Regions from separate parts of the Homo sapiens genome. Here region 1 is linked to region 2. Evidence: read pairs that join two places in POLR2A ChIA-PET (ENCODE). Cell type or tissue: CD4-positive, alpha-beta T cell. All regions are shown on one strand. Each heading gives the region's core, and the rest is flanking DNA. Links, peaks and the distances in the headings are about the cores only.

Region 1 (15,675 bases), core at 7,865-11,864, 1.4 Mb before region 2:
GAGACCCTGTGGGAGGTAACTGAATCATGGGGGTGGTTACTTCCATGCTGTTCTCATGATAGTGAGTTCTCACGAGATCTGATAGTTTTATAAGGGTTTGCTTGGCACTTCTCCTTCCTGCCACCATGTGAAGAAGGACATGTTTGCTTCCCCTTCCACTATGATTCTAAGTTTCCCGAGGCCTCCCTAGCCCTGCAGAACTGTGAGTCAATTAAACCTCTTTCCTTCATAAATTACCGAGTCTTGGGTATTCCTTCATAGCAGTGTGAGAACAAACTCACAAATAAATAATAGCTAAAATCAACTATTTCTAAAGACATGTAAAACAGGCTTGAAATTATATCAATTTTTTTTATTGTCCACTATTTTCAGGTATCAATAAGTAGACAGTTTCCTGACAGAACACTTTAAGAATTAGTTTTAATATGTCTATAACATGTACCATCTACCCAGGAAATCAACACTGTTTAGAAAATACCTCACAAAGGAAGATGCCAGAACAGCCAATATGCAATCGTAAAGTATTCAACATCACTACTCATCAGGAAAATGCATATTAAAACCATATAGAAATGCTACTATACACCTACCAGGATGACTAAAGTTAAAATGACTGACACCACTAAATGTGGGTCAGAATGTGGAGCAACCAGAACTCACATACACTGTTGGTAGGAATGTGAACTGGTATGACCACTCTGGGAAAAGGCCTGGCATACACTACTCAGAAATACTACTCATTAACAAAGAAGAACAGGTTTCTAATACAAGCAGCAACATGGATGGACCTCAAATACGTTATGCTTTGTGAAAGAAGCCTTAAACAAACAAACACAGACAACATGATTACTTTTATAAGAAGCTTTAGGACAGACAAAACTAATTTATAGTGGGGAATAAAAAACAAAAGAATAGACCCTCTGGGGTAGTAAGCAGAGGATTTACTGAGAAGAGGAATGTGGAAACTTTCTGCAGTGGTGGTAATATTTTATATTTTAATATGGGTTTTGGTTGTATAGTAATGTGTATTTGCTGGAACACATAAACAGCACATCTAAGATTTGTGCATTACACTGTATATAAATTTTACCTCGAAAGAGAAAAAAACTGCAAACAAAATATTAAAGCTTAGCTAATGATATGAATGCTTAAGGATCTGGGTATGTCTGCAACTTACTCTGAAATGTAACAAAAAATTTAGATTGATTAATATAATGATAGATATTTGATACAGCATTACAGTAAAATGTCAACTGAAGACTGAAGGTGGTGGGTATTTGCTGTAAAATTCCTTCAGCTTTTTATTATGAAAAATGTCTAACACAAAAAAATGTTGAAAACAATTATAAAATATTTTTTCCTTAGGAAAAAGTATTCTTTACCACCTTTGCTTTCTTATTGGGAAATTACTATGATTAAGATTTTTTAAAAAGGAGAAAAGCACTGTATTCTGAAAAATAGTTCTTTTAAAAAAATACTATGTAAAACATGATTTAAAAAGGATGGCAGACAGCAGGATCTTACAAAATGATTTGGTTTTGAAAATGGCACAGAACAACCATCTGACCCATTTCTCAGGATTTCAAAGTTCACAAGTCAAATTCAGTCCATGTAAATTCTGCTTTGAAACTACAAACTATTTAGGTCTGTGATCATTACTGAATTAGATCTTTCACAGGTTCCAGGAGCTGGGAAAGGTGTGTGTGCTGGGCAAGAGATCAAGGTGAGAGGGGATGAAGAAGGTTGGTAAATGGGTACAAACCTACAGTTGATAGAAGAAATAAGTTTCTGTGTTTGATAGCAACAATAAGGTGACTATAATTAACAATAACATACTATATATTTCAAAATAACTAGAAGATTTGAAATGTTCCCAACAAAAGGAAATGATCAATGTTTGAGATGATAGAAATCCCAAATATCCTGATTTTTATCATTAAATACTGAATGCATGTATCAAAATATCACATGTATCCCACAAATATGTACAAATATTATGTAGTAATTTAAAAATTTCTTAAATATTTTAAAAATGTTTAGATGTACTATCATTTCTAATTCATAATGTGATGTTAAGAATTCAAAGAATAAATTTATCTGTTAAAAATATCGTATCTTTTTTTTCCTTCTACTTTCTGCACAAGAATCACTGAAATCACCTGGACAAGAATAAGTCTCAAAGACATAGTTGACACGTAATCTTATAGTTTTTATCATCCTGGGACAGAAATGTCTAACTACTTCTCTGTATCACCTACTGTATCCTTGAAGATGAGAATGTGCCCTATATGTCATTGTATCTCCAGTGATACTGGATTCTGCCTTCTGCCTATTTGCAGTAGATACAGAATAAATAGTGTTTGAAAAGTATCTTTGCTGTTACTTTTAACATGGTCACTGAAACCCTGTTTTTTTTTTTTTTAGACCGAGTCTTACTCTGTCGCCAGGCTGGAGTGCAATGGCGCAATCTCGGCTCACTGCAACCTCCACCTCCAGGGTTCAAGCGATTCTCCTGCCTCAGCCTCTCGAGTAGCTGGGATTACAGTCACCTGCCACCACGCCCAGCTAATTTTTGTATTTTTGGTAGAGACGGGGTTGCACCATGTTGGCCAGGATGGTCTCAATCTCTTGACCTCGTGATCCACTCGCCTCGGCCTTGCAAAGTGCTGAGATTACAGGCATGAGCTACGGCCCCTGGACAAAACTCTGTATTTGAAATCATCAACAAGAAAAAAATCTAAACAAGGAATGGAGGGTCTGGGTGTGGCAACTATTCCTACCCTGCCCTGCTTCCATCTGAGTAGTTCCATGTTTATCTATTTTAAATATCTCACTTCCAATTATGATTTTGCTTGAGTTCCCTGGCCAAAAAAAAAAAAACAAGTTTGAAAACCACTGATATGATTTCAACCTAAGAGACTTCTCTGGCCAAAAAAGACCAAAGAAATCTTGGTTATCATTACAATAGGGACTGGGAAAAAGTAGAATAATTTAGATTCATTTAGCTTTTTGTCAGTTATTCTCAGAATTTAAATCACCATTCAATGCATGTAACTTTCAGATAAACTGAGGGTAACTGTGCTGCTCTGATATAAAATGCTCCTGTGGGGACCTGATGGGGTAAGACCCCATTCCTGTGTGTAAACTGGGTTTATATGAAAGTGCCATCAATACACCCTTAACAGTTAGGGGTAGAAATAGGTAGCGGGGGAAGAAATACAAAATGAAGAAACCTGTTTTAGATATTCTTTTCACTAGGACATTATCTTTCCACTGCCCACTTTGGAGCTCTTTAGTTTGATTTTTAGCAAGAAAGGGGGCATTTAAAAAAATTATAAAACTGCTCCACTTTTCCTGCTGTTCCTAATTCTATCATCTCTTTAATGAAGAAAGGGGAACCTAACTAAAATTGAAGAGGAGAATGGGAATTTCTTAAATGAAGTTTAAGAGATTCAATATATTTAATACAAGAAGCTTACTGACAATATAATTAAAATTACTAAGATTCTTCCTGTCATGGTTCTCTTAACCAAAGCTTGTAGATTTGATGATACCCCTTTAAGGCAGAAGAAATATGGTTCAATAAAAATAAGGTAGTAAATACTACATGAAAAACATTTGCCAGGTGCAGTATAATCTCATGCCTGTAATCCCAGCACTTTGGGAGGCCGGGGTGGGTGGATCACTTGAGGTGAGGAATTCAAGAACAGCCTGGCCAACATGGTGAAACCCGTCTCTAGCAAAACTACAAAAATTAGCCGGGCATGATGGCGGGTGCCTGTAATCCCAGCTACTCAGGAGGCTGAGGCAGGAGAATCACTTGAACCCAGGAGGTGGAGGATGCAGTGAGCCGAGATCGCGCAACTGCACTCCAGCCTGGGCGACATAGTGAGATTTTGTCTCAAAAAAAAAAAAAAGACATTCCACCAATAAAACTGAATATATACAATAAAAGAATATATATCCAAGAAAAGATAGTTAAAATTAATAAATAAGAGACCCAGAGTGGGCTAATTATTAAGGAATGCTTGAAATTCTGAGATCAAGACAGATAACCTAAGAAGCAGAGTAATGCCAACAATGATAGTCAAATCTTTTCACTTACTTCTGGGCTGGAAGGGACATGACTTTGTCCTCGTATTATCAATTGTTATGCTCTTTAAATAAAGAATGAAGAATATTTACTAGTATTTTGTCATGTTGTCCTAGATAGGCAGGAGCCCAGCAAGCACAGACTTAGGTGAGAAAGCCTAAGAAGCTAGACTGGGCATGAGGAATGGGGTGTGACTGGCTTGGCTCAAAGACCACAAAACATGGTGCCATCTGATGGATGGCTGGTGGCATGGAACAAAAGCAAACAGAAAGTTATCTGAGATGTCAATTTAAATAATCTAAGGAGGAAACAGAATCCTTTAGAAGGCAAAAAAGAAATCAAAGACAACAGAATCAAGTGAAGGAGTCTTACAAAGGAAAGATTCTCTGAGCCCTGGGAACATTAGCTGAGGTACATTTACTGAATGCCTATAATGTACCAGGCACTGTATCAAGGATATTCCTCACAACACCACCACAAAGAAGGACTCTTATCCCTACTTTACAAATAGGAAGAATGAGGTTCAAGTAAATAAATTAATTTGCCCAAGATCACATTGCCAGAGGCTCGAAATCAGGGATATGCTTCCAAAAACCATATATCCTTTCATGAGACCACATTCCTTCTGTGAAGCACAATGTTAATCTCTTAGTGGCACCACAAATCCATTTCTGCACCATGAATTTTGCTTATTTGTCCCACAAAGCTTCCTCATTGGGGTCATTTTAGTAACAAAAATCACAATACAGCTGAGTTTTTCTTAGGTTGCATTTTGCCTGATGTACAAACAGCAAACAGGCAGAATCTTCAGGTCTTTGAACGGCTCTTCTATCTGCAACATTTTCAGGGTCCAATATCATGCATCTGTACTCCACATAAATCTGAGTTCTAACTTTACATCATTAGTTCATTTTATTTCACATGGATATTTCTGGTCTTTTCTAGAATATCTGAAAGTTCTCTTCTGAAGGTGGTTAGTTACCATGGAAATGAGGCTACTGTGGTTCAGAATAAATTTACATAACTATTAGGAAATTATTTCAAGCTTGTAAAATGTGGAATTTATCTCAAAGCTAACATGACCACTGATGCAATAAAAATCTAAGAAGAACTGCAAACCAATCCAAAATGATTAAGGCCCCAATAAAGGATTATAAAGCAATTGTAAAGACTTTTCTAACATACAGTAATACCTTAAAAATATAAAGTTTATAAAGTGAAATTCTGAAATATTCTGAATACAGATAGCATACTATAAAAGAATGGATTATAATTTACTGTCTGACATCTTATCCAGAAGTACGGAGAATATGTTCTTAAGCAATCCGTTGTGGTCAAATACACAGCATCAGGCACTACTACATTAGGTGCTAAGGATCTAAAGATTGACAAGATCCAGTCCTGTCCTCAAAGAACTCAGTCTAGTAGGGTAGAAACTGGATACAAAAACTGGGGGGAAAATGTAAATGTGATACGTAAAACAAGACAGATAATGTATAAAATACATGTGCATAATTAATGCACAGCTAATGGAAGAAGGGTACAAGGGATAGGAATAGGTAGGAGTCAGAGTTTCAGAGGTTTCTGAGGAAAGCCAGGCAAGGGAGTGGAAGGAGGAACATTCTAGGCAGAAGTGATAGTACAAGCAAAATAACTGCATGGTGTTTTTAAGTAGCTAGTGGTTGCCCTTGAAATTAAGTTACCTTGAGAAGCAATGACAATCATGCACTCATTAATGGACTCAGAATCCAGTTCTCTCTCTGCTTGGAGCTTAGAAGAAAAATGATCCTTTCAAGATAAGTAAACATCCAGTATTCTGAAAATTACAGGGAGAAGGCCTCAAGAGGAAGATACATAAAGCTTCTTCCTAATTGGTGTGAGGCTAATTTTTATAAGAAAGTCAAGGATCTGATGCAATTTACAATGTAACTTTGTGGCACAAATCATACTTCTCACATGTTGCTTTGGGATCTTACTTTTCGTCATTTAATATACCCAAAGTATTTTCTCTTGCCATTTAACAAACTTCTAAAACATGATTTTTGTAGGAAGCATTGTATTCTGATACATAGGTAGGCTGTTTTATTTAACCAATCACCTATTTTTGGGCATTTAAGTGGTTTATAATTTTTGCCACTAAATATACATCATTGCATGCATACTTCCATGCATAAATCTTTGCACACATCCTTATTTCATCAAAACAAATTATCAGATGTGGAACTGCTGGTCAATGAATGTGTGAGTTTTAAAGCTTTTGATAAAATTACCAAACTGCCCTCCAAGGTTACATCAATTTGTACCACTACCAGCAGTGTATGAGAATCCCCATATAATTTTGCCAAGAGTAGGTTATTATTTTAAAATTCAATCAGTACGCAAAAATGGGCTACTTTAATCTGTATTTCTTATACAATTAGTGGGGTTGAACTCTTTTCAGGTCAACTGGCCATTTTCATCTCATTTCTGTAAGCAAACTATGTTTTCCACCTCCCCCCTTTTTTAACAGATATTAATCTTGTTCTTATTAATTTGTAAGCACCATTTATATCATTGCAATCATTTTTCCAAGTTTTTAATGAAAGAATTTTAATCACTTTTGCCACTCTGTGAAGAATGGATTTGAGGAGAGACCAGGTTAGAACTAGAGAAATCAGTTAGGAAACTACTGCAGTAATATAGGTAAGAGATGACTTGGACTTGAATCAGGGGAGTGAAAGCAAGGAGAAAGAGAATCTAATGAACTGAATGTGGAAAAAAAATAAAAAGATTGAAATAATCAAGAATGATTTTCATGTTTCTAGCACAGGTAAAAAGGTAGGCAGTGACACTATCAAGATACAGAAAATCAAAGAAGAAAAATATTTTGAGAGAAGAATGTTAAGTTCAATTTTGGACATGCGATTTCTGAGGTACCTGTGGGACATCCAATTGCAAATGTCTGAAGCTTGACAAGGGGTCTGGTCTGGGAATCTGGGCATTACTGTATGTAAATTATACCTGAAACCAGAAGCAGGTAGAGTGTGAAGAGTAGCAGGCTGACAACAGAACTCGGTGGAACACTAATAGTTTAATCAACAAGTGGAAGAAAAGATGCCCATGAAGGCAAAACAAAAGGAACGGGCAAAGAAATAAAAAGAGAAACAGCATGACACACTGGTATCAAGTCAAAGTAGTGGAGCATCTCATGGAGTTGGGATTAAAGACGTCAATGCACTTAGCTTTGAATCATGACAGTAATAAATGTGTAAGAGTTTTTAAAGCAGAGATGGCAGCCATGTGGAGGAAAGTTCACCTTTAATGGCTTCAGTTATTTTTTTTAATATTATGTTGGCTTATGGAAGGTATCAAAAGGTCAAAAATGGGAATGAATAAAACTGATGAATTGTTTGTAAACATGTATGCATGTGAAGGTGGCAATTATGACCTCAATCATAAAAGTAGAGGTAATGGTTCATCTTCCTCCAGAATAACTTTCAGAAGATTTTTCTTTTAATCCCATTTCTTTTACATTAGAAGTCTATGAAAAACAAAGTGCAAAGGAAAACATGAATAGTAAAGTAACCACAAACATCAAATCAAATCAAATCATTCTGGTGCCACATTTAACAATTTCCATTTAAAGTTTCATTCACTCATTCCATTCGTTAATAACCTACTATGATTTTTAAAAATGAGTAAGACCAGTTCCTGTTGATAAGAACTCCAGTCTAGTAGGAGTTGAAGAGGACATATAAACAAATCAGTAAGAAATACTACTGGTAAAAAGAGAACTATTTTAAGAAACCAATTATGAGGGGATGGTTAAGAAAAGCTTCACAGAGGGGTCAAGTAAACTAATCTTGAGGGTCTATCAGGAAATTGTAGTTGGAAGTAAGGGGACACAGGGGAACACTGCTATCAAACAGCACAGTATGTTCAGAAAACTAATTTGGTAAAGAGGACTCCATCTCCATTCCAGATTTAGGGGGAAAGTGCTAAGAATTTACTCCTAGTGCAGGACGGGGCGTGCGGGGGTGCCCATGTGTGCAGATGATGGACAGCAGGGATGAGGCAGAGCCTGGGAACCACTGACAGGTCCCTCTCAGTCCACACTGCCTGCCCACCGGCATCCGCCGATGTCCTGGGAGCGAAGGTGGAGATCATCTCCCCAGGAGTTGGATACCTTCCGGAAGCCGGGATGCTTTAAGATGGAAAGAAATTTGACTCTTCAAAGGACAGAAATGAGCCCTTTAAGTGTGTGCTAGGCAAGCAGAAGGTGACCCGGGAGTGGGAGGTAGGGGTTGCCCAGATGAATGTGGGTCACAGAGCCAAACTGAATGTATCTCTAGACTATGCTTTCAGTGCCACTGGGCACCAGGGCATCATGCCACTCTTGTCTTCAACATGGAGCTTCTAAGACTGGGATGGCAAGAATGGCCTCCTCCCTTGGCTTCCTGTTCTTACATCTGCCACAGAAGGATCTGGTGCCTCCAGACACATGCACATAAATCCATATGGAGCTTTTCCACATGTAGATCCACTACAACCTGTATAACATCTACCCTGACTGAATGCGTTCTGTCACTCAGCTTTGCTTCTGGCACCTCCATTTCCTCTTCCTCTTTCTTCTCATTTTACTTAAACTATATGCCATAAGCCTTAAGTTACTCAGTTTATTTCATTTTCACTTTGGGGTGATGATTCAGCTTCAGTCTTTTCGATCTAGTTTCCAAGTAAGTCTATGGTCAAATATTAACAGAACAAGTGACTGGTTAACTTTAGAACAGGATTTAGTGTTGTGGGGGGAGGTTATAAGAATCTTTATTTTAAATTTTTTTTGGATGAAATTTTAATCTATTATATACTAAACATTCTTGCTGTTGCGCTGCAAAGCCATAGCAGATCTGACGCACTCTTGAGGGCTGAATTATTCTCAAAGTTGAAAGATGTCCTTCGGTTAAATTAAAAGCCCTACCAAAAACTGAGGTGGGGATGGGGAGCCTTTGCCTCCATCAGTTCCACTCTACCCTCCCCTGAAATCCTCTGCCTTTTGAAAGCAGATCATTTTCACTGCGATGTTGGATGCTACAGGTATCTGTCCCTGGGCCAGCGGGGACCTCTGAAGCCTTCTTGGTGGCCTGGCTTATTTCCTCTGCCCCATCCTGTGGCTTTTCTAATGGACTTTCAGAAATTTTGTAATCTCATAACTTTCCAAGCTCCACCACTTCCTTAATTTTAAGAACTTTAATTGAAAGTATAAATTAAAGGTGTTGTTTGTAGACTTAACCACCCAATGAAAGCCCAGCTATCATGACAAATCCTTGAATGTTAAGCAAATGATGCTTGTCATCGCAGCTTCAACATCTCCTGTTTTCTGCCACTTGACTCTCTCTGCTGATCTCAACGTTTCCTGGCTTTTCCTTCTTCAGTCCCTTGTCACTCCTTTGATGTCCTGTGTAGTGAACTGGTGACAGAAATTGTTGCCCCTCTCCCCACAACATCACATATGAGTTTCCAATTTTATTATTACAATAAAAGTGCTTTATGCTGGCTCTTCTAAAAAAAAAAGAGTTTAATCCTTAAAACAACCCATTCAACTGATAAAAGAAACAAAGACATAGGTAAATTAATTAACTTGGCCAAGTTCACAAAGCTAAGAGACAGAGCTGAGACTGGAATCCAGGCGCACTGGGGCAAGATTGCTCTCAATCACTCCTCTGTGGTGCCTCTCCAGTTAACGCTGAAAAAGCCAACTATGAAGGATCTGGATGTACTCTGTATGTATGACATAAGGAATTTGCTTTTTATCCCGAAGCCAAGAGAACTAAGAGTTCTAATGAATGACAGCAGAATATTGTAACTGATCATGAAGTAAAGGGAAGTGAAATCACAAAGACTGAGAGAAAAGGGGAGATCAATGTCTTAATGTGGCCAGGGATAAGAGTAGAGCAGAAGAGTCAAAGAAGTAGAGTGACATAGGCTGTGGCTTAAGGAAAGACAGTGAGGTTTAAAACTTAAGTGGTAGATTAGTTATAGGTATTTACAATGTCAAAGGGGTAGCCAATTTAGAATTTATCCATTTGTTCCACAAAAATACAAATGGAAAAATTTCTTTTTGGTGGCACGGGAGACATGTGTATCACAGACTGTTGTAACTGTTTGAAGAGAAAAAGGAAAAGTTTCTGTTTTAAAAAACCCTCATGACCCATTTTAAGTGTTATCAACAATCTGAGATGACAGGAAATACATGATGGGCTAATTCACGTCACTGCATGTGTAGAAACTCCAGGAGTTAATGATAAGACAATAAATCTGAAACATTTAACAGATGAAAAATGAACTTACAACCTTTTCTACATTAACACTCACTATGGCATTTCCTATAGCTATAACTTCTTAAAAAAATAACAGAAGTCAGACAGGTATGACTGTATTTATATATATCTCTCCAACTATTTCTCAAAATCTGCTTTCCCTATCTGAAAAATAAATGCTTTCAATTATGGGACAGGGCTCAAAACAAAATTTTCCAAATATGTTTTTGCACATTATGAGTTATAATCTGTAAACAGTAAAAAAAGAGATGATCTCATGTGGCACACATGAACAATACAGCTTGAATTGTAACTACCACCCAGATTAAGAAACTGAACATAAACACACCAGAAGCCGGGCTGTGCAACATTCGGTAACGATTCTGCCCTTCTCCAAAAGTAATCAGTATTCTGACTTCTAAAACCATAGATTAGTTTTGTCTGTTTTTGAAGTTTACACAAATGGAATTATATATAACAATGTAATTACATATATATAGTAGGTATTCTTTTGTGTCTGGCTTCTTCAAGGGTGTTTGTGATATTTACCCACATTGTCGAATGTAGCAGTGATCTGTCAATATTCATTGCTGATAATTTGCCATTGTATGACTGGAAGACTACTCTACATTTGTATTTTGATGGAGATTTGAATTATTCCCAGTAAGAACATTATTGTGCATGGTTTTGGGGGCATATAATTATACATTTCTGGTAAGTATACTCCTAGGAATACAACTACTATATCATAGGGTATTTCTGTGTACAGTTTTTTTAAGTTTTTATTTTTTAGAGATGGTTTTGCTTTGTCACCCAGACTGGAATGCAGCGGCACAATCGTAGTTCACTGTAACCTCAAATTCCTTAGCTCAAGCAATCCTCCTGCTTCAGTCTCCTGAGTAGCTGGAAATACAGGTGTGTGCCACTATGCCTAGCTAATTTTTTCATTTTTTGTAGATATAGGGTCTCACTATGCTGCCCAGGCTGGTCTTCAAATCCTGGCCTCAAGTGATCCTCCTGCCTCAGCCTCTCAAAGTGCTGGGATTACAGGCATGAGTCACTGCGCCTAGCCAGTGTACAGTTTTTAATAGATTCTGCCAAGCAGAATTTTAAAGTGATTGTGTCAGTGTATACTCCTGTCAACAGTACATTAGAGTCCCCAGTGGTTTTCATCCTAACCAATGTCTGGTATTTGTTGAGCTTTTCAACTTTAGCCATTATAGTGGAATACAGTGATATCCCACTATGGTTTTTATTTGCATTTCTCTGAAGACTAATAACGACAACCACTTTTTCAAATATTAATAGCTAGCTAGACATCTTCTTCCAGGTCGATGTTCAAGTCTTTTGCCCATTTTCTATTGGTTTCTGTCTTTGTTTATCTTACTGATCTGTAGGAGTTCTTTGTAAAACCTACATCAGGGATTGGCAAACTTTTTCTGTAAAGAGCCAGACAGTAAATATTTTAGGCTTTGTGAGCCATATGGTCTCTGTCACAACTACTCAACTCCTGTGTAGTGGCATGAAAGCAGCCATAGGCAATACATAAATGAATGAGTGTGGCAGTATGCCAGTAAGACTGCATGAACAATAAATTTTGAAATCTCATAAAGTTTTCATGTATCACAAAATATTATTCTTCTGATATTTTTCAACTATTTAAAAATATATAAACTATTTTTAGCTTACAAGCTGTACAAAAACAAGCAGTCAGGAAGATTTAGCCCACAAGCTGTACTCTGCCAACCCCGGGTCTAGATAAAGATCTCTGTCAAGTAATGTATGTCTTCCCAGGGATTTATCAATATTGTTATGCATTACAAAGAACCAACTTTTGGCTTTGCTGACATTCTCTGTTTTGAATGTTTGTTTTTTTATTTCATTAATTTTTGCTCTTGTTATCATTTTCTTCTTCTGTTTTCATTGGTTTGCAAATATTTTCTCCCATTCCATAGGTTGTCTCTTCACTGTTGATTGTTTCCATTACTGGCAGGAGCGTCTCAGTTCAATGCAATCCAATTTATCTATTTTTGCTTTCGTTGCCTGTGTTTTCTGGGGTCATATCCAAAAAAACGTTGGTCTTTGCAAAGACCAACGTCAATAAGCTTTTCCCCTCTTTTCTTTTAGTAGTTTTACAGTTCAGGTCTTATGTTTAAGTGTTTAATCCATTTTGGGTTGATTTTTGTGTATGGTGTATATGTGATTTACATATATGAGATAAGGATCTGATTTCATTCTCCCACATGTGGCTATCCAGTTTTTCCAGGACCATCTACTGAAGAGACTATGCTTTCCCCATTGTATATTCTTAGCATCGAGAGAGCCAGGAAAAATCCGCACTGCTTTTTCTTTTTTTCCTTTTAAAAAAATTCTCTCCAAGTATGACAACCAATGCACAGCTTTTTATAAGCCTCGGAAGTCACATATGACTTCTGCCATACTCTATTGATCCAAATAGCTCCAAGCCTGCCTAGATTCAAGAGCAACGGACATAAACCCCACCACTCTATAGAAGGATAGTCAAAGAATCTGGGAGCTGTTTTAAAACTCCCCCTTTGTTTTTTTGTTTTTTTGTTTTTTTTTTTTTTTTGAGACGGAGTCTCGCTCTGTCGCCCAGGCTGGAGTGCAGTGGCGGGATCTCGGCTCACTGCAAGCTCGGCTTCCCAGGTTCACGCCATTCTCCTGCCTTAGCCTCCCAAGTAGCTGGGACTACAGGCGGCCGCCACTACGCCGGCTAATTTTTTTGTATTTTTAGTAGAGACGGGGTTTCACCGTTTTAGCCGGGATGATCTCGATCTCCTGACCTCGTGATCCGCCCGCCTCGGCCTCCCAAAGTGCTGGGATTACAGGCGCGAGCCACCGCGCCCGGCCAACTCCCCCTTTGTTTTAAAAGGCTCTTGCAGTATTTCCCAGGTATATCTTTTATTGAGTATTTATTCCAAAAGTGTTTTCAACGTATCTTTGTGCAGCAAACCTTCAGAGATCTTGTGTGATAATTTTTATTATGTCTCACATTTTGGATGCATATAAATTGTGTGTATTCAACATCTTTTAACACCTTAAAAAGATTACGCTATTGTCCTCCCGATACCAGATTTCTCAAATCAACACTTAGGTACAATCCAATCTTTTTCTTTTGTAGGTGATCTGCTCTTTGTCACTGGAAGCTTTTAGAATTTTTTTGTCTTTGATATTATACGTTACTGTATATATAATTATACATTATTGTATGTTACTGTAAATGGGCCTCAAGGTGGGTTTTTCCTTCTTTCACCTATTTAACAGTCTACTAGTCCTTTTAGTCTAAGGTGTTCTACAAGTCTAATTCTGAAAAATTTATCTTAATTATTTCTTCAAATATTTCCCTCTTCCTTTCTCTCCTCTAAGACACCTATTTATCTAGATAGTCCTTCTACCTATACCTATCGTATCTCTTAGATTTTACTCCATGTGTTATCTTTCTTTATCATATAATGCTGCATTCTCAGAGAATTCCTCAATGTAATCTTCCAATTCATGAGTTTGCTCATCAATGTTATACCTTTCTCTGGCTAGGCACAGTGGCTCATGCCTATAATCCCAGCACTTTGGGAGGCCGAGGCGGGTGGATCACTTGAGCCCAGGAGTTCGAGACCAGCCTGGGCAACATGGTGAAACCCCATCTCTACCAAAAATACAAAAATTAACTGGGCCTGGTGGCACATGCCTGTAGTCTCAGCTACTTGTGGGGCTGAGGCAGGATGATCGCTTGAACCCAGGAGGTCGAGGCTGCAGGGAGCAGAGATTGTGCCACTGCACTCCAGCCTAGGTGACAGAGGGAGAGGCTGCAGTGAGCAGAGACTGCACCACTGCACTCCAGGCTGGGCAACAGAGGGAGACCCTGTCTCAAAAAAAATCAAAATAAAACAAAATTTAAAAATGGGATACCTTTCTCTATCATGCAGATTGCTTTATTCTTTATTTTTAGTATATTTTTCATTCTTAATATTTCTATTTGGTTCTGTGTTTATATTTTCTTGTTTTTGCATCATATTGCAAATATTTTTCTTATCTCCTTAAATATATTTATGGTTATTTTTAATTCTTGGTCAGTCTTTTCCAGTAATTATCTATGAGATAGCATACATTATTCACTTGGTTGCCAATCTGAGAGTAATTGTATTATTCAGGTGTTCAGCTTGGCTATAAACTAACGTGCATCAAGGGTACCAACCACTCTGGTAATATATATGTTTGTGAAAGCACTAAAGGCCAGGTCTTAATTGTATCTAAATGGTGAACTTAAGAAAAGAGGAGGCTGAGGCCCCGAGCAAAGAACCCCAGGAACCTCAGAACCACTATGATTTACTCCAATTTGTGGGGCATTCCTCAGGCAACAGTCCCGGTCAGAGTTTCATTCTTAGGAGTGAAACAGCACTCCTAACTCTTAGGGAGAAACAGCACTGGGAGCAGTCTTCCTAGGTTGAAAGCTACCAATCTGGGAGTTTTGAGGGGGTGGGAAGAAGAGGTAGAAAAGTGACCTTTGGTCACTTTAGTCACCTCTAGCCAGCACTTGAGGGTACATTTCCATATGGAGGAATGGCACAGGAAATGGGGATAAAAACAAGACTATGTAGTCATGCCATCTTTATTTTCTGACGTCTGAATCAAAGAACCTATAAGGGGAAAAGGGAAGAGTAGGAGAAAAAGGAAGAACAACTACCCTTGCAGTGATTATCAGAAGTATGAAGAGAGGAAAATAAACACCAAATCATCAAACCAAGTTATATTGAGAGGCACAGTGTACTCCTTCCTGGGTGATCTGTTCACCCAAAAGAAAAGGACACCAACAGAGAGGAGAGAAATAATTCGGGGTCACAGAACAGAGACGTCTTCATCAGAAAACATCCTGAGACAAGAAAAGTGAATCTTCCAGATGCCCCAGATCATACCCTTCCTGTCACCACCACCACCACCACCACCACTACAAATAGTAACAACAATAACTAACATTGAGCTTTCACAATATCCTAGTCACTATTCCAGGGGTTTTATAAGTATTAGCTCTTTTAACCCTCAAATCATCCCAATAAGGTAAATATTCTTATTATTTCCATTTTACAGCTGAGGAAAATGAGGTTGAGAGAAATTAAATAAGTTTCCTATAGTCATATATCTAGGAAATATAAGATTTAGAATTTAAACCCAAGCAGTCTGGTCTAGGAGTTATGCTTTTAATTGTTTTGCTGTATTGCCTCGCCCATGTTAATATTTCTTAAAAATTAGCAGACCCAGAAAGTACACAGG
Region 2 (17,360 bases), core at 4,965-8,964:
AGTCAGGAGCAGGCTGAGGTAGACTCATATCCCTTCCCTTGAATGCGGGCAGGCCTATGGTTGGCTTTGACCAATATAACAAGGCAGGAGTGTTGTCTGAATGATTCATACAACTTTTATGAGGTCAGCCTCTCATAGCACCTGCCACAACCATCTTCCTCACACCCTTATATCAACAGGAAGACCCTGAATCAGTCTTGACTTGACTTAAAATTGCCACAAGGAAAACAGCAATGCCGGCTGGATGTGGTGGCTCATGCCTGTAATCCCAGCACTTTGGGAGGCCAAGGCAGGCAGATCACCTGAGGTCAGGAGTTCAAGACCAGCTTGGTCAACATGGTGAAACCCTGTCTGTACTAAAAATACAAAATTTAGCCGGGCGTGGTGGCAGGTGCCTGTAATCCCAGCTACTTGGGAGGCTAAGGCAAGAGAATTGCTTGAATCTGGGAGGTGGAGGTTGCAGTGAGTCAAGATCATGCCACTGCACTCCAGCCTGGGCAACAGAGCAAGACTGTCTCAAAAAAAAAGAAAAGAAAAGAAAAGAAAAGAAAACAACAATGCCTCTGGCTCTTATCAATGGGGCCAAACTTGAGAATCAGCTTGCAGGACCCAAATCTGGATGGAGGGGCCGAGGATGGAAAGAGCTGGAGTCACCAAGAGTGACGGCTACATTGCCGTGGTGCTTCTCAGCTGCCTCTTGCCGCTACAAAGGCCTATTTGTGGCTTTCCAGTGTACCTCCAGGACAGGGAGTGGACAGGGACGACTGCCCATCCCCAGGCTCGGCAGACCCCTCTGAGGTCACTGAGGTGGGCCGGGTAGTGGAGTGAGTGAGAAGTGTGAGCCTTTCCCTAGGTTAGCGTGCCAGGGGTTCCACATGCAGGAAGGGTGCTTAAGCCCAGGCCTAAGAGATCTGGCAGCTCTCTCTTCCTTCCTCTTGCCTGTTCTTCATCCAGAGAAACCCTCGTGAAGAGACCACATGGAGAGGAAGAAGCAGGGAACAGGGCGGCAGAGAGAACTGAGGCCCCCTTGGCAAACCATTCCAATCATCTCAGCCTGATCATCATCAGACCTGCGAGTGAACCAGCCAGCCTGGATGGCCCAGCCCCGGCGGACTTCATGTGGAGGAAGAATGAGCTATTACCAGTGTCCCGACCACATTCCTGACCCAGTGAATCATGAGAAATAATAAAATGGTTGTTTGTTATAGAGCAAGAGATAACACAAACGGGGGCATTACCTGAGTGTGTCGGGAGGGTGCAGGGGGCATGGTTCTGGGCTCAGGTGAGCTGCAGGTAGGGACGGTGGCAGAAGTTAGACTGGTGGCACTGTCCGGGCACAGGTGGAGGGAGAAGCCGCCACTTCTGCTGTCAGGGTGAGAGCATTGAGGCTGACATCGGCATCAAGTTCCAGCACACTGGATTCTTTGGGTCCCACTGGTTCTGTCCCCCACCTCCTTGGCCAGCCTTTAAACAAGACTGTTCCTGGGCCTAGAAGAGATTTTTGGAATCCACGTACAAAAGTGGGATGTAGAAGTAGAGGTGGCTCCTGAAGCATTTTCCCTGCAGGCAACAGTGTTTGTGTTTGTGTGTGTGTGTATGAGTGTGCATGTGTGTGTATGAGTGCATGTGTGTATGAGTGCGTGTGTGTGCATGTGTATGAGTGCATGTGTGCATGTGTGTGCGTGTGCATGCTTGTATGTGTATGAGTGTGTGCATGTGTATGAATGCGTGTACGTGTGCATGTGTACGTGTGTGTGCATGTGTTTGTGCATGTGTGTGTGTCATAGGAGAAGCCTTCCTTGTGTCCCCAGGCTCTTATTCATGAAGCCACAGTGATCATCAGCAGTATCTGCTGTGATGAACGCCCCATGCTCAGGGTGTCAGTTCTGGCTGAAGTTTACTTTTAAAGAGAGTTTAGTCTTCTACGTGATGGCTTCGTGTGATTGTTTCAGAAAGGCCGCAGCATGCAGAGGAACCAGCATAAGCTTTGAAATGAGGCGGACTTGGGCTCAAAGTCCCCAGTCACTTGAGACCTGCATGATCACGAGCAAGTTCCCTCACCTGGCTGAGGCTTTGTTTTCCCCGCTGTAAAGCAGAGAGACCTGCAGCACCCAGCTGTTGAGGTGGCTGTGAGTATACAAGGTGAGGTCGATCATGTGGAGGCGCGGTAAGTGTAAGTTCCCTAGCTATCTGGTTAGAAATAAAATCTGTAGCATCACCCGTTCCAGCTCTCAGCAAATGGAGAGCCAAATATGGTGTCCATTCATAGGCTGTTCGCTCCAGAAGCCTGATGCAATAGGTCTCCTTATCTGCAAGTGTTTTAGGTTGCACAGCATTTTGTAAGTTCCATGAGATTTATGTATTTCCATTGCCCCAAACATTGCTTGGCACAGAGTGTGTGCTCAATAAATATTTGCTGAATAAAGGGAGGATGTACGACCTAAACCCATTTTAAGGAGTAGTTCCTCAGTGGGTCAAAGATGAACAGACACTGCGGTGTTTGAACTTTTGTTGTCCCTTCCTAGAAGCTTTTGCTTGGTAAGGGTGCAATAATCAGACATCCCAGGTTGTCTCACCCACATCCTTCCTGTCTTTCTTCTCTGCTAATGGAACCCCAATTGGTCACAGCCAAGCATAACAATCCCTTCTCTGTCTTCCCAGCTTCCTCTGCAGCCACAAATGGCCATGGAGCCCACTTTGGCCAATAAGATGTAAATAGAAGTTTGTGGGACGTAGGATGGGGCTCTGGGAATGTATTTGGTTTATTGGCAAATGGAGATACACAGCTGCAATGGCCCTTCCTGCTTTCTTCCCTGAAGATGGACATGATAGGTGGAGCAGGAGAAGCTGGCTTGCAACCATGAAGAAGAGGCCAAGAGAGCTGCAGAGAAGCTGGCCCTGAAGCTGTTGAGTTGCAGACCTAATCCAACAACTGCCTCCCTCTGAACTTCTTTTTTTATATTTTGAGATGAGGTCTTGCTCTGTCGCCCAGGCTGGAGTGCAGTGGTGCAATATTGGCTCACTGCAGTCTCTGCCTCCTGGGTTCATGCAATTCTCCTACCTCAGCCTCCCGACTAGCTGGGATTACAGGGGCATGCCACCATGCCTGGCTAAGTTTTGCATTTTTAGTAGAAGGACTTCCCGGCCAGGTGCGGTGGCTCACGCCTGTAATCTCAGCACTTTGGGAGGCCGAGGCGGGCAGATCACCTGAAGCTAGGAGTTCAAGACCAGCCTGGCCAACATGGTGAAACTCCGTCTCTACTAAAAATACAAAAATTAACTGGGTATGGTGGCATGCACCTGTAATCTCAGCTACTTGGGAGGCTGAGGCACAAGAATCGCTTGAACCTGGGAGGCAGAGGTTGCATTGAGCCAAGATCGCGCCACTGCACTCCAGCCTGGGTGACAGAGTGAGACTCTGTCTCAAAAAACAAACAAACAAAAAACCCACCAACAAAAACAAGTCCCCAAGTCAGTGCAGTCAAGGTTTCTCTTTTGTGTGGACAGCTGAGTGCCTAAATACACCAATTATCTAGTAAAAACAAATAAATCACCTATGCAGGAGCACAGAGGCTTAAAACCACTTCAGAGTCCCTAAGCGTCATTGGCCAAAAGGTGAACTAGTAGATTCAGACCTAGCATCTAGACTTCATAGAAGACTGTTTTATAAAGAAAGCAAATGACTCAGAGGTCACCTGCTCATCTTCCCGGTGAATATAGGAAACCCCTCAGCATTCTGAAGGGTGAGGTGCCTCACTTTTCAGTGCGGTCCTTGGACCAGCAGCATCAGCATCACCTGGGAGCATGTTAGAACTCAGTCCCCACCCCAGACTAACTGTATCAGAATCCGAAATTCAACAACATCCCCAGGCAATTCATATGCACATCAGAGTGGGACATACTCTTCTCAGTGTTTTCAGCCTTAGCTAGAATTCCCTGGAGAGGTTTCAAAACATCGATGCCTGGTCCCCACCCTCAATCAACTGAAGATCAAAATATCTGGGAGTAGGGCCCCCATATCACTTTTAAAAGAAGTTCCAGTTGATTTCATTAGACAGTGAGGCATAAGGAAGACCTAAGCCAGACTGTCCCACTTAATAGCTTGGTCACATTACTTATTCTCTTTGGGCCTCAATTTATTTGTCCATAAAATGGCCGCACAAGAGTGCTTGCTTCATGAGTTGTTGCGAAGATGAAAACTAAGTGCTGTAGAGACTCGGACGATACCTGACATCGAGTGGTGCTCACCCAGTCAGGGTTCCCCAGCCTTGATGAGGGCAAGGATCACCACACAGATTCCTGTCCCCTCTCCTGGGACCTCCCCTCCTCTCCACTGGCTCCACTGTCCACTTTTGGAAGGCTTGTTCTTTGCTTCGTTAACCCATTCTAATATTGTGTCTTCTTTCCTAGCACTTTGTAAACCCGCTTCTCTCTCTTTTCTTGGTCAGAGAGACCAAGGCAACTGTTCCCGATAAAGTGATGTAAGGCGCCTTATTAAATTGCACTTGAGTCTACTAAGTATTGACCATTCCTCCTCCTCTTCTCCTCCTCTTCGTCCCGCCTCCTCCTTCCCTACTCCTCCTCCCCTTCCTCCTCCTCCTGTCCGTCCTCCTCACCCTCCTCCCCTCCTCCTCCTCCCCTCTTCCTGCCCCTCCTCTCCCTCCTCCCCCCCTCCTCCTCCCCTCCTCCTTCTTCTTTCTTTCATCTTTCTTCTCCTTCTCCTTCTTTTCTTCCTTTCCTCCTTTCCTCATCTTCTTCTACAGGGTCTTGCTTTGTCACACAGCCTGGAGTGCAGTGGTGCAATCAGAGCTCACTGCAGCCTTGAACTGCCTCCTGAGTAGCTGGGGCTACAGGAATGCACCACTTCGCCTGGCTAATTGTTATTTCATTTTTTTTAGATATAGGGTCTCACTATGTTGCCCAGGCTGGTCTCAAGCTCCTGGGCTCAAGTGATCCTCCCCCTTCAGCCTCCTAAAGTGCTGGGATTCTTTATGGGTATGAGCTACCATGCTCAGCTAGCCATTCTTCTTAAACCATAATTGATAAATGATTCATTGAAAAAAATTCAAACAATTAAAAACATTTGTTTGTGCACATAATTTACCTTGCTTACCTTCAAGGTTGAATGAGCACCCCAGTTAATTCTTATTAGGTAAATCTGAAAAACACAGCGAAAAAAGTTAGTTCTCTTTCTCCCCATCCCCTTTTTGTACTTTATTTCTGCCACCCACAACTTTCTATTTTAGGAAATTTCAAACCTCAGAGAAGTAGTGTAATGGACACCACATACCCTTCACTAATATTCACCAAAATACATCTTACCTTATCTGTGTGCATGCTTTCTCCATACACACATGTGCATGTGTGTGCACACACACACGCACACACTTTTAGTGACCCATTAGAAGGTAAACAGCAGATCATGACCTTCCTGGCTAAGTACTGGAGGAACATGTACTCCTGTTTGGCCAAACACCATCCTCACGTCCAAGAAGCTTTACACAGATTCAACAATGTCATTTTTTTTTCTTTTTTGAGACAGAGTCTTGTTTTGTCGCCCAGGCTGGAGTGTAGTGGCATGATCTGGGCTCACTGCAACCTCCACCTCCCAGGTTCAAGTGATTCTCGTGCCTCAGCCTCCAGAGTAGCTGGGATTACAGGTGTCCGCCACCAGGTCCAGCTAATTTTTGTGTTTTTAGTAGAGACAGGGTTTTGCCATGTTGCCCAGGCTGGTCTCGAACTCCTGGGCTCAAGCAATCCACCCACCTTGGCCTCCCAAAGTGCTGGGATTACAGGCGTGAGCCACTGTGTCCGGCCAATGATGTCATCTTAAATACAGCCCATATTCAAATTTTCCCTCTCCTAAAATGTTCCTGATCACTTTTTTGGGGGTCTCACTCACTCTCTCTCTTTTTTTTTTGAGACAGGATCTCACTCTGTCACCCAGGCTGGACAGCAGTGGCTCGATCTCGGCTCACTGTAACCTCTGCCACCCAGGCTCAAGTGATCCTCCCACCTCTGCCTGCTGAGTAGCTGGGATTACAGGTGTGCACCACCACACCCAGCTAAGTATTTGTATTTTTGTAGAGATGGAGTTTTGCCATGTTGCTGAGGCTACTTTCGAACTTCTGAGTGATCTGCCCACCTCGGCCTCCCAAAGTGCTGGGATTACAGGCATGAGCCACTGCCCCTGGCCCTGTCTCTTAAAGTGTCTTTTCCCATTGTTCAGCCTCTCTGATTACTGGAAACGTCTCATTTTGAACCAAGTCTGACTCCCAGTCACATCCCTGCCCTGGTCTGCTGGAGGAGTCCGGGTTCTTGTCATCTGTCCCTGACAGTACTTTAAATTGTCTGAAGGTTGAAGACAGCCCTCCTTCCAGAACCCCTCCATCCTGGTCACCATCCTACCATCCTCTGGGCTTTTTCCAGACAGTCAATAAACCTTATGACATGTGGTCCCCGGAACTGGAGGCAGAGGGTCCCAGCCTGGGTCTGCCCCTTGCGCAGAGCAGGCTCACTGCCTCCCCCTGGTGGGGGGTGCACTCCTCCAGAAGCCGCCTCAGATCACATTGGTCACACTGAGCCCGGGTAGGATGGGCAGCGCTGGACTTTTTCAACCAGTCCTTGTGCAATTGTTGCCCAGTGACTGAAACTGATGTGGAGAAAGAGGTTGGAACTAGTATAGGCTGGAACCATATAACATGCCAGGCCCCGGGGAGATGGAGGCGGCAAAGAGACAAGCCTCAGCCTCTAGGGGAAGAGGACTGTGGCATCCTAGCACCACCAAGTATCAGCTGGGGTACCAAACCTCTCCTAGTCTCAATATTCTCATCTGTAGGAGGAAACAATATTTGAACTTCATAGGTTTGCTGTGAAGACGAAATGAGCTCATGTAAGTGTGCTCAGCAGAGTGGCCGGCGCCTGGTGGACTCCTGTATTGAACTGTTGAAGAATAAATGGAATTTTGGGGTGATGGTTGCCCAACACTGTGGTTGCTTTAAATACTAGTGAGTTGTACGTTTGGAAATGGTTAAAATGGAGGCCAGGCGCAGTGGCTCACGCCTGTAATCCCAGCACTTTGGGAGGCTGACGGGGGCGGGTTGCTTGAGCTCAGGAATTTGAGACCACCCCGGGTAACATGGTGAAACCCTGTCTCTACTAAAATACAAAACATTAGCTGGGCATGGTGGGGCACACCTGTAGTCCCAGCTACTTGGGAGGCTGAGGCACCAGAATCGCTTGAGCCCCGGGGGCAGAGGTTGCAGTGAGCCAAGATCACGCCACTGCACTCCAGCTTGGGCTACAGAGTGAGACTCTGTCAAAAAAAAAAAAAAAAAAAAAAGTTAAAATAGTGAATTTTATGTAAAGTGGATTTTACCACAATAAAAAAAGAATGGAGGTTTTTCCAGGCAAAAAGGTGGATGGGAAGGGTGGGCGATAGCATTTTAGGCATAGAGCTGGTTTCTGAGTTATTGACGACATGCTGTCCAGGACGGAGTCCGTAGCAGAGCTTGCAGGCTTCGCTAGAGACTGCTCTCTAGGCCAGGGTGGGCTTCAACTGGCATCACCATCTTAGTCGCGTTTCACTTTATTTTGCACCAAGATCGCCTGAAAGATTTTGTCGAACACTTTGCTAAAATCAAGCCCCAAGTGAAGTCAGCTAGAGGGAGCTGGAGGAAGATTAATTCAAGTTAGAGATGGAGCCCCACCAAACCAGCAGAGTGGCTGCCAACCTATTCTGCACAATTCCCTGGGGGAGACATAAAGAAATTCATGTGAGATTGCATCCTGGGCGCGGTGCACACGCCTGACGACTTCACTTTAAGCTTCTCAGGTGAGTCTAATGCAGCCTAACATAGGACGGGTGGGCTCATGTTCTTTCTAAGGCGTGTCTCATTCTCTAACTGGCCCGGCTCCACCTCAAGCACCCAAAGCCAACGTCTACAAGCGGCTGACCTCTCAAGGGTCTGAGTTTTATTTTTAGAGGGGGCTATTTGTAGGAGAACAGAACGTGAATAAGGCCAGAGAAAGCACACGCTTGTCAACAAAGCAGATATTTCAACCAGTTTATTGTCTGACTCTTCTTTTTAGAGGGCGCTATTTGCAGGAGAACAGAACGCGAATAAGGCCAGAGAAAGCACACGCTTGTCAACAAAGCAGATATTTCAACCGGTTTATTGTATCTTTACAATAATAAAAATAAATTAGTCACACACAAAAATAGTCATTTTTGCTGAAGAGAAAACAGACCATATTTACTCACATAATTCGCCTTCTACCTTTCACCTGCTTATGTAATAATTTAACACTGTAGAGGGGACATGGAGGTGACGGAGTATTTAGTGGGTTCCTTGCTCCTGGCTGTGCAGTTCACAGGCCCCACAGGCCTTGGCCCCAGCATCCCCAGCAGGGACAGTGGAAGTGTCAGAGCAGTAAATGCCACCACTTCCCTCTCAGCCTCTCCCTGTCCCCGCCAGCCACCTGCCTCACCCACGGCTCTAACCAAGCCCACCGAGCAACTGACGCTGCCAGTCTAACAACGGGGACAAAGCAAAGAGAAAGGGATAACAGACACCCTCCCATTTCCTTCTCCAAATGTCTGTGGATGAGGGGAAGGCAGATTAGATGAGGAAATATAATATTTAAGATGAAAAAGTAGCAATCAGGTTCAGGTACAATGCTACCTGAATGAGTCGAAAAGCAGAGTAATTTATATTTGATCTTAAACCTCAGGGAACTGGACTGATTAGCATACTAAACAATTGTAACTATGGACTGAGAAAAAGACATCAATCATCGTACAGCGACATTCCAGGAGGCTGGGTTAGTATGATCACATGCTTTCACACAAATGTGGATCGCATATGTAAATAAATACCTATCAGGTCCCTTTAAAATTAACACATTCTAAATAATAGAACTATTTTGGTGTAGTGACTCATTCTGCAGATAGAGTTCAGAATACATATTTCCTATAAACATCTTGTATTTACAGAGAACAAAATAATAAGTTATAACAAAGTATATCCTTCTGTCAACTGAGTCGTGGGGAAGGGGTCAAGGCAGGGGGTATTAGTTTGTATAGCAGGTGGCTTCCCTCTCGCAAGAGAAAGGACTGAGAAAGTTGGCTGGAAGTTTTCACCCTCTTGCGGTCACACCCTCAGCACGATGGACACCCCCCCCCTCCATCATTATCTGCTGAAATGAACAGGAATGGGGGGTGGTTCAGGGTGCAGGGAGTTACTTTGCCCCTGCAAAGGTGCAGAAACTCCAGTCGAGCTGAGAAAGAGTGATGGTATCTATAGGGTCCTAGGCAAGCCATGGCTCTGCTTACACCACGGTGAGAGACCCTGGGCAGGCAGCCCCCCATCCTGCCGCTCAGCTACGCCTCGATGCAGACGGCGGCTCTGACCAACTTGCCAGTGTTTCTCTGAGACATGAGGCCGCATTCAGCTCAGGGTTTCAGTCCCACAGTGGGCTCCCCATGGCTGACAGGGTGGCAAAAGTCAGAAACGGAAAGTGCATAGCTGTGTACTTGCCTTCCCCCACCAAACAAATCACCTAAAGCTCTTCTACTCACAGACTCCCCTAAGCCCTGAGTGGAGACGGCCCTGAGCATCACGTTGCCCAGCCAGATGCTTGAATCCCCTCTCCAGCATCCCTGGCAAACGGCCTCTGCTTCCACCTCCAGTGATGGGTGGGTCACCACCTACCACAGTCCCTCTATCTCTGGAAGGCTCCAACTTGTGAAAAGCTGGGTCTCTGCAGGAGCTAAACTGTGCCTGCCTGTAGCTTCTTGGTCCTGGTCCTAGGAGAGCTCTCCTTGTGCCCTAGTGCCTTCTCCAGCCTGAGGGTTCTCATGAAGTCCTTCCTGCTGTTTCTGAGAGTCTGCACACTTCATCAGGACGGGGCATTGATAAACTGATGTTATTATAGATGATCGGTTTTCTTCTTAAAGTATGGTTCCGGCAAATGCAAACACAATGTGATGTGATCCTCACCACTGTTTTCTCCTCACGTAGCCTGCATGTCTGTGGGTTTTGTTTTTGCATGGTTCCATCCCACTTTGACTCACACTGAGCTTAGTCAACTGAAATTCTTGCCTCTCTCCCACCTTGTATTTAGTTTTTCATTTTAGCCCAAATATAGTACTTTATGTGGATTCCTGGTGAATTTTTAACATCCAAGTTTTATTCTAGTCTCCCTGATCTTTTTGGATCCAGCACGTGTCACCCAAGCCATTGGCTCTTCAACTTCACGTCACCCATACATTTTGTGAGGAAGCCATCGATATTTTCCCATGTAAACCATATTAAAATGTTTTATATGGCAAGGATCAAATACTAGTCTCCACCCACAAGGCTGATATAGATTATCCAGCCTGTTTTAAGGGAAGTCATGTTTCTTTTTACCACTTATATTTATGTCTTCCTCCTCATTAGAATTGATATTCCAACTATAAAGTGGCTATCCGAATGAAAAGAAAACCCACAACATTTGTTTAGACAGGTCCTGGTAATATCTGGATTTCTCTGCCACATAACTTGATGAAAATACACCAAGCTCGTGTCTTCTCTTTTCTGTCCCTTTGTAAGGCCATTCTTTTTAAAGCAAAAAGAGTGTTGAATGCTAAATACTTTGAGAATAAGTAGATGAGTACATAAGAAAATAAAGAAAAAACCCTCCAAGAACTCTGGGCCAGAGAGGTAAGGTAAAGGGACAGGTAGGCACAGTGCGGAGAATTCTTGTCATGTTCTAGTTCCCTGGGGGCGGGGACAGGCTGCCTTGCCCTCCCTGGGGTCCCCAACAGCTTGCAGGCAGCGGGCACTGAGCATACCTTTACGGAACTGAACTGACTCCCTCTAGTGGCTGGCTTTAAATGGCTTTTTTTTTTCTTTTGGTGTTTTTGTTTGTTTTTTTAGTTGTATTTCTTAGGCCATCCCTTTTCTACAGAGAGAACCGCAAGTCATCGTGAGGGTGGAAAGAATCGATAGTACTAAATGTCCTTTGCCTAGGCTGCAAGAGGCACAATTTCCTTTTTCAATGGATGAAAGTAAAACGGCAAACTATTTTTGTTTGGACTTTGTTGACTTTTGTGAGGAAACCATATGACAGCTTTAATATCTAATTTTAAAATTCAGAGCAGGAAATGAGGCAATCCCGTACACAGGCCAAGAAAAAAACCGTATCAAAATGTAAATATCAATTCCACATTACGGCCAGTTAAAGAACAATGGGAAGACCAAGAAGGAGATGGCAGTGACAGAAGAAAGGAGAGGGGGAAATAATGGGCACTAAGAAAGCAGAAAGAGACATATTTGGAGGGAGATGGCTACCGAAATCTGGGCTTTTCTTAGATCCTCTCCAAGGAAAGTTATCACTGGAAATACCCAAGGCCCTGATTGTATGCACTGTGCTAGGGAGAAAGACATTCAGATGCTGAAATAAAAAACTAGGGAATTAGTAAAAATTGGATCTCTAAGACAAATAAATTGATCAAACTATAATAATAATCAAACTTCTAATAATGTATAACCTCTCCAGAGATGAACTCCAAGAACAGCTCAATGGTTTGTTGAAAAAAAAAAAGAGACCCCTGGTTTATGCACTTTCTCCCCAAGGGAGACATGGGGTTGATCCATCGGGTCTTCTTCAATTGCACAGTTGGCAGGCTGGCCATTCCCATGGAGGGTCATTCTCCTTTTAAAGAATGGTTAGGTAACCTTCAGCAGCCATAGGGCACTTTAGACATAAAGAGACAAAGCCATCACTGACCCAGCCCAGCCACGAGAATTCCTGAGTTGGAAGAACCAGGGTGTTCACCTCCCACTCAACAGAGAATTCCCTTTAAGGACAGAGCGCTCTCTCATGTGTGGTGGCCCTTGCCTCTGTTGGGCGGCTTTGATGGCTAGAAGGTGTTCCTTTAACTTGAGCTAAAACAGCCTTTCTCTCTTCCACTCATTGATCTTAGCCTGCCCTCCAGCATGAAAAGAAAACCTCTTCAAATGACTGGCTTGCTTGGAAAGATCTGAGAGCAGCCACATACAGGAACAACTCTCCTCGTGACAAGCAGCAAAACAAGTGGTGAGTGGAAAAGAGCAGGCCCTGAACAGCACCAGTCAATATGCTTGGCCTCTCTGGTCTCTTTTCACTTTGTCGGTTTGGGAGCCTGGGCCTCTGCCAGGATGCTTATCTGTAGGAGTTCCAAGAGAATCAGGAGATGGGGATGCTTTTGGGAAATGATGCCTGGGGCTCCCTAGAAGAGAAGCTGGAAAGCTACCCACAGAAAGGCCAAATAGAATTTCTGAAAGCCCCAGGTTAGTGGAAGCCTAAAGAGCATGTCAGGCCAGGTTGCCATACTGCTTCCAAAAGCTGCAAACCATCATCACAGTGGCAGATTTGTCAGCTAAAAGAGCAAATGGGGGAAACACTTTGCTAAGAATCCAGGCTTGCTCTAAAAGGGAAATATGCTCAGGACCATAAGACAAATTTTCTGTAAGTTTAACATTTGTTTAGCTTGCCATTTTTTCTTAATGGGTAAAACATACATATATTCCTCTTAACTGTTTTCAGAGGGTCCACCTTTCAATATGCACTGCATCCTTCCAGGCCTGCGGCCTCTGGAACTGGATAGTTGGGGAAAGTGAATTGGAAGAGATGGGGAAGGGTCCACAGCTCCTTGTCGCAGGCCAACTGCATTAATGCAGAGCTTGGTGCTCAAGTCTGGGGGTGGGCCATATGGACTGTGAGTCATGGGGGAGGGGAGGAATTTGTGGCCACAGAGGGAAATTCATAAACAAAACCAGAAAGACCAGAAAGAGACTTTTTCTAATACAGCAGTGTTTCGGCTGGGACAGGTTGGCCGGACTCTCCAGGAACGTGGTGAAGAGCGTGGGGGAGGCGGCTGAGGCAGGGCAGAGCCCAGGCTGCAGAGCTGTGTGCTTCACAAGTTGGCTCTGTGGTCGGGAAGGCTCCACGGCCATAAGGACCCTGGCCTTTGATTTCCTGGGAGGAACAGCACTTGGAACGGAGTAAGAATTTCAGGCAATCACCTGGTTTCCCCAATGGCTTTCTTGTCTCACGGACAGTTTAACAAAGCTGGCAGAGTCCTGTAACTAGGATCTGTAACTTTGGGGGTAAGGGCAAGTAGGAACAGACATCCAAAACAACTGAGTGCTGGGATAAAGGCTTGACCGGAAAGATTTCAGGGGCCTGGGCTTTGTTTGCATTCTGGGAAACTTCTCAGTCTCTTGGTCAGAAATGAAGCAGCACCTTTCACATCTAAGTACAGGCCCCAGGCTGGATACTGGTAGATGACTGGGGCGGGGACTCAGCTCTTCCACTGGATGGGTGAATATACCTGGCAGGTCAATTACTTAAGTTGAGCCTCAGTTTCCCTGTCAGTAAAATGGGGATAATGAGTCACCCCCTGCCTCCCATTCTGGGATGTTGTGAGCTGCTAAGGAGCTAGTATCTGTGAGTACACCTGCTAAATAAAGCACAATATTCATGTGAGCTATCTGTGTCATAGGGCAGGAAAACAGTCTAATGTCTTTGAGAATGAAAACAGGCACATCTGGGCTGAGGTCACAGAGGGATGCACGCGTGTCAGCAAGGCTTAGTGGGGCGCTGGGTTGGGGGCGCTGCCTCCTTGGACTCTCCAGGGTGCTAAGTTTAGAAAGACCAGTAGCACCAGGGACGGGGCAGTGCTCAGTCAGTGGCCCATCTGCTGACTTGAAGGTGCCAGATGGGAGCAGGGCTGAGAGCTCCATGTACTTCCCACTGCTTGACTTTCAAAGGGCACCATTAGCAGATGCCAGGTCCAAGGAGGGGATCATCAGTACATGGTGATGCTTAAAGGACTGACTGTGGCTTTCAAACATCTTGTGTAAAAAGCCCCTGGGTACCACGGGGTGCATTCACCGGAGGCAGGGGTGGTGACTAAGTTGGTTGGCAGCGCCTGGGCCAGGGGGCCCGTGGTGGAGCAGCAGCCAGCCAGGCGCACTGCTGAAGCCCCCGGGAAGGCAGTGATGCTGCCCTACTGATGGGGGTGCAGGAGTGTTATCTGCTCCCCAGGAAGCCCGTCTGCCTGTTGGCCACACGGGTGCAGGAGGCACAGCAGGCGGTCTTGTAGTAGTTGTAGACACAGAGTCTTGCCTGGACCACCACGTTGCAGTTGTAGTACTTGTCCTTGCAGTTTTCATCTGTAGCGAAAGAGAATGAACAGAAGACTCCCTGAGCACAAGAGGCAGCCTGGACCAGTGGGAAGAGAAAGGGCAGTGGCTGTGGCTTTAACTCCTGCGCTGCTGTTTATTACCATTGTGGGGTATGAATGTGTGCCAAGGGCTCACAGGTTTTTCTCTTTCTTTTAAACACGATAAGGGAAATAGGTATAGAGAATAAGTTACTCATCTGTGTCCTCACTTCTCTCTGATCACTTCCTCCTTCATCCTCATCACTCCAGAGGTAATCAGAAGTTCCAAATTTGGCGTTTCTTATCCCCAAACATTTCTTTACACTTAAACTCTATGTGAGGGAATCCCTCACCACTCTGTGACATTTAAACATAAAAGATACATACTGTATAAGCTCCTTGGCAACTTGCTCGACATTGAATTTGTGCGATTCATTCATATTTGATGAATGCTATATTTTCATTATTGAATTTTCTTGTGTATATAATCCACAATTTAATCATTTTCTATTGATGGACATTTAAGTTGGACATTAATCCAATTTTTTTTTTCTAGTGCAAACAATGCTTTTAAGTAGTTTTGTTACCATCCTCTGCCTGGGCCTTGCTGGGTCATAAGGTATATCCAACTTTGCTAGATACAGTCAGTTTGCTCTCCAAAGTCGGTATAACTGTTTATGTTCCTGTCAGTGAAACAGAAGAATTCTCTTTTTGCCATATGTTTTAGTTTTTGCTGAGCTAGTGAATGTGAAATGATTCCCACGTGAGGCTGAACATATCATGTATATTTGCCATTCAAGCTTCCTTTTCTGTGAATTGCTTTTCTGATCTTTTGCTCATTTTCTGATTTAGTTAACTTTAAAAAATGATTCACGAAAATTCTTTATATCTAATGGATCTGATCCTTTGTGAGTTAGGTTATATGTGCTGCAAATATCTTCTTCAGCCTGTGGCTTTTCTGATCACTTTGCTTCTGGTGTTGATTGATAAACAGAGATTTTTAATTTTAATGTAATTGATATTATAATATGTTTTCCTTTGTGGTTTGGAATTGTTGGTTTCATTTAAAAAACCCTTCTGTACTCTGAAATAAAATATAAATTTCCCTGTTCTCTTCTAAAAGTTTTAAAATGTTCTTTTCACATTCTTTTGACTAATCCACCAGGAATTAGGGTTTGTGGAGTGTATGGTATGTGTAGGATGAGAGGAGGGAGTTCAGTTTTCTTGTTTTTTTCCTTGTATATGGATAAACAATTGTCTCATGACCATTTATTGAATTGTTCATCTTTTCCCCACAGCTTCATAATATGACCTCCATCATATATCACACATCCTTTATATGTGTATTTCTGGCCTATTCTGCTCTCCTTGCTTTTTTTATCCATCCTTGTGCCAAGATGCCTTGATATGTGGTAGGAAAAGTCCCTCAACATGGTTAATCATCAAAACAGCCTTGGCTCTTCTTGGTTCCTTGCTTTTGCTCTTCCATATAAACTTCTATTTATTTTATTTTATTTATTTTATTTTTTTTGAGACGGAGTCTCGCTGTATCACCCAGGCTGGAATACAGTGGCTCTATCTCAGCTCATTGCAATCTCTGCCTCCCGGGTCCAAGCCTTTCTCCTGCCTCAGCCTCCCGAGTAGCTGGGATTACAGGCACATGCTGCCACACTTGGCTAATTTTTTTCGTATTTTTAGTAGAGATAGGGTTTCACCATGTTGCCCAGGCTGGTCTCCCACTCCAGCTCAAGTGATCTGCCTGCCTTGGCCTCCCGAAGTGCTGAGATTACAGGCGTGAGCCACCACATAAACTTTAGACACAGGTTGTCAGATTTTTCTATGAAAAACCTTGCCTGGATTTTGATTAATATTGCTTCCATTTATAGATTACTTTGGGAAAGAACTGACAATATACTTCTCAGCTGCTTGCTTTTTAAAATATTACTCATAAATATATTTAGATAATTTTTTGTATCATAATATCTACCATCTTCTTTTTTGGGGTGTCTGTATTTTGTCCTATGTGCTGGAACATAATTAAATAAGTCATTTCCTTCTAGTTATAGAAATGTAATTGCTTCTAATTTTTTTTTTTGAGATGGAGTTTTGCTCTTGTTGCGCAGGCTGGAGTGCAATGGCATGATATCGGCTCACCGCAACCTCCGCCTCCCGGGTTCAAGCGATTCTCCTGCCTCAGCCTCCTGAGTAGCTGGGACTACATGCACGTGCCACCATGCCTGGCTAATTTTATGTATTTTTAGTAGAGATGGGGTTTCACTGTGTTAGCCAGGCTGGTCTCAATATCCTGACCTCATGATCCGCCTGCCTTGGCCTCCCAAAGTGCTGGGATTACAGGTGTGAGTCACGTCGCCCAGCTTGCTTCCAATTTTTATAAGTTACAAGAAATTGTACGGTTCATTCATTAATTCTACACAATTCATTAAGCCCTATTTTTTTTTTTTTCAGAGATGGGGTCTTTCTGTGTTGCTCAGGCTGAGGTGCCGTGACTGTTCATAGGGGCAGCCACAGTTCGGGTTCCTGGGCTCAAGTGATCCTCCTGCCTCTGCGTCCTGAGTAGGTGGCACACCCGATGAGCCCTATTCTTTGCATGTGTGTGCCCCTGTACATTTTTGAAAGCATATTTTTAGTATATATTCCTAGAAGTGAAATTATTAAGTCAAAGGTAATAATATCTTTGTATCTTGATAGATATTGATAAAATTCTCTTCAAAAAGTTTACACCAAGTTACGAGTTGCCACTTGACCTATCCCCCATGCGGTTGCCAACAATGAACAAACATTGTCTAATATTTTAAAAGCTTGCCAATCTTATGGAAAAACATGGACTCCCATTATTTTTAAAATTTGCATTTCTGATTACTAGTAGCTTGAGCATTTCTTCAGCCTCTTGTAGTTTTTTTTTTTTTTTTTGAGACAGAGTCTCACTCTGTCACTCAGGCTGGAGTGCAGTAGTGCGATCATGGCTCACTGCTTCCTCGACTTCCTGGGCTCAGGTGATTCTCCCACCTCAGCCTTCCAAGTAGCTGGGACTATAGGCATGCGCCACCACACCTGGCTAATTTTTATATTTTTTGTAGAGAAGGATTTCACCATGTTGCCCAGGCTGGTCTCAAACTCCTGGCCCAAGTGATCCACCGGTTTCAGC

The links. Peaks named below come from ENCODE experiments on the same cell type or tissue, not always from the same donor. Only the 100,000 strongest peaks of a DNase experiment are listed, where the experiment ranks them.
Region 1: POLR2A ChIA-PET joins it to region 2 with 6 read pairs; 2 of 35 experiments call an interaction of 5 or more read pairs at or near these places.

Annotation. Positions count from the first base shown.
Region 1 is chr15:73,136,060-73,151,734 of GRCh38, reverse strand. All of the region lies in intron 5 of NEO1 (neogenin 1), which reads right to left. It also overlaps the pseudogene FKBP1AP2. Among named protein-coding and RNA genes, the nearest start is that of NEO1, 91 kb to the right of the region's middle. In CD4-positive, alpha-beta T cell, for the core only: no CTCF peak of the experiment used is centred there; a DNase peak (open chromatin) is centred at 10,314; H3K27ac peaks cover 1,736 bases.
Region 2 is chr15:71,774,076-71,791,435 of GRCh38, reverse strand. THSD4 (thrombospondin type 1 domain containing 4) reads right to left here. Exons shown (of 18, transcript NM_024817.3): 18 at 8,053-14,204. The coding sequence ends at 14,062. Among named protein-coding and RNA genes, the nearest start is that of NR2E3, 28 kb to the left of the region's middle. RefSeq lists an enhancer at 9,387-9,476. In CD4-positive, alpha-beta T cell, for the core only: a CTCF peak has its summit at 6,518 (motif pointing left); a DNase peak (open chromatin) is centred at 6,525.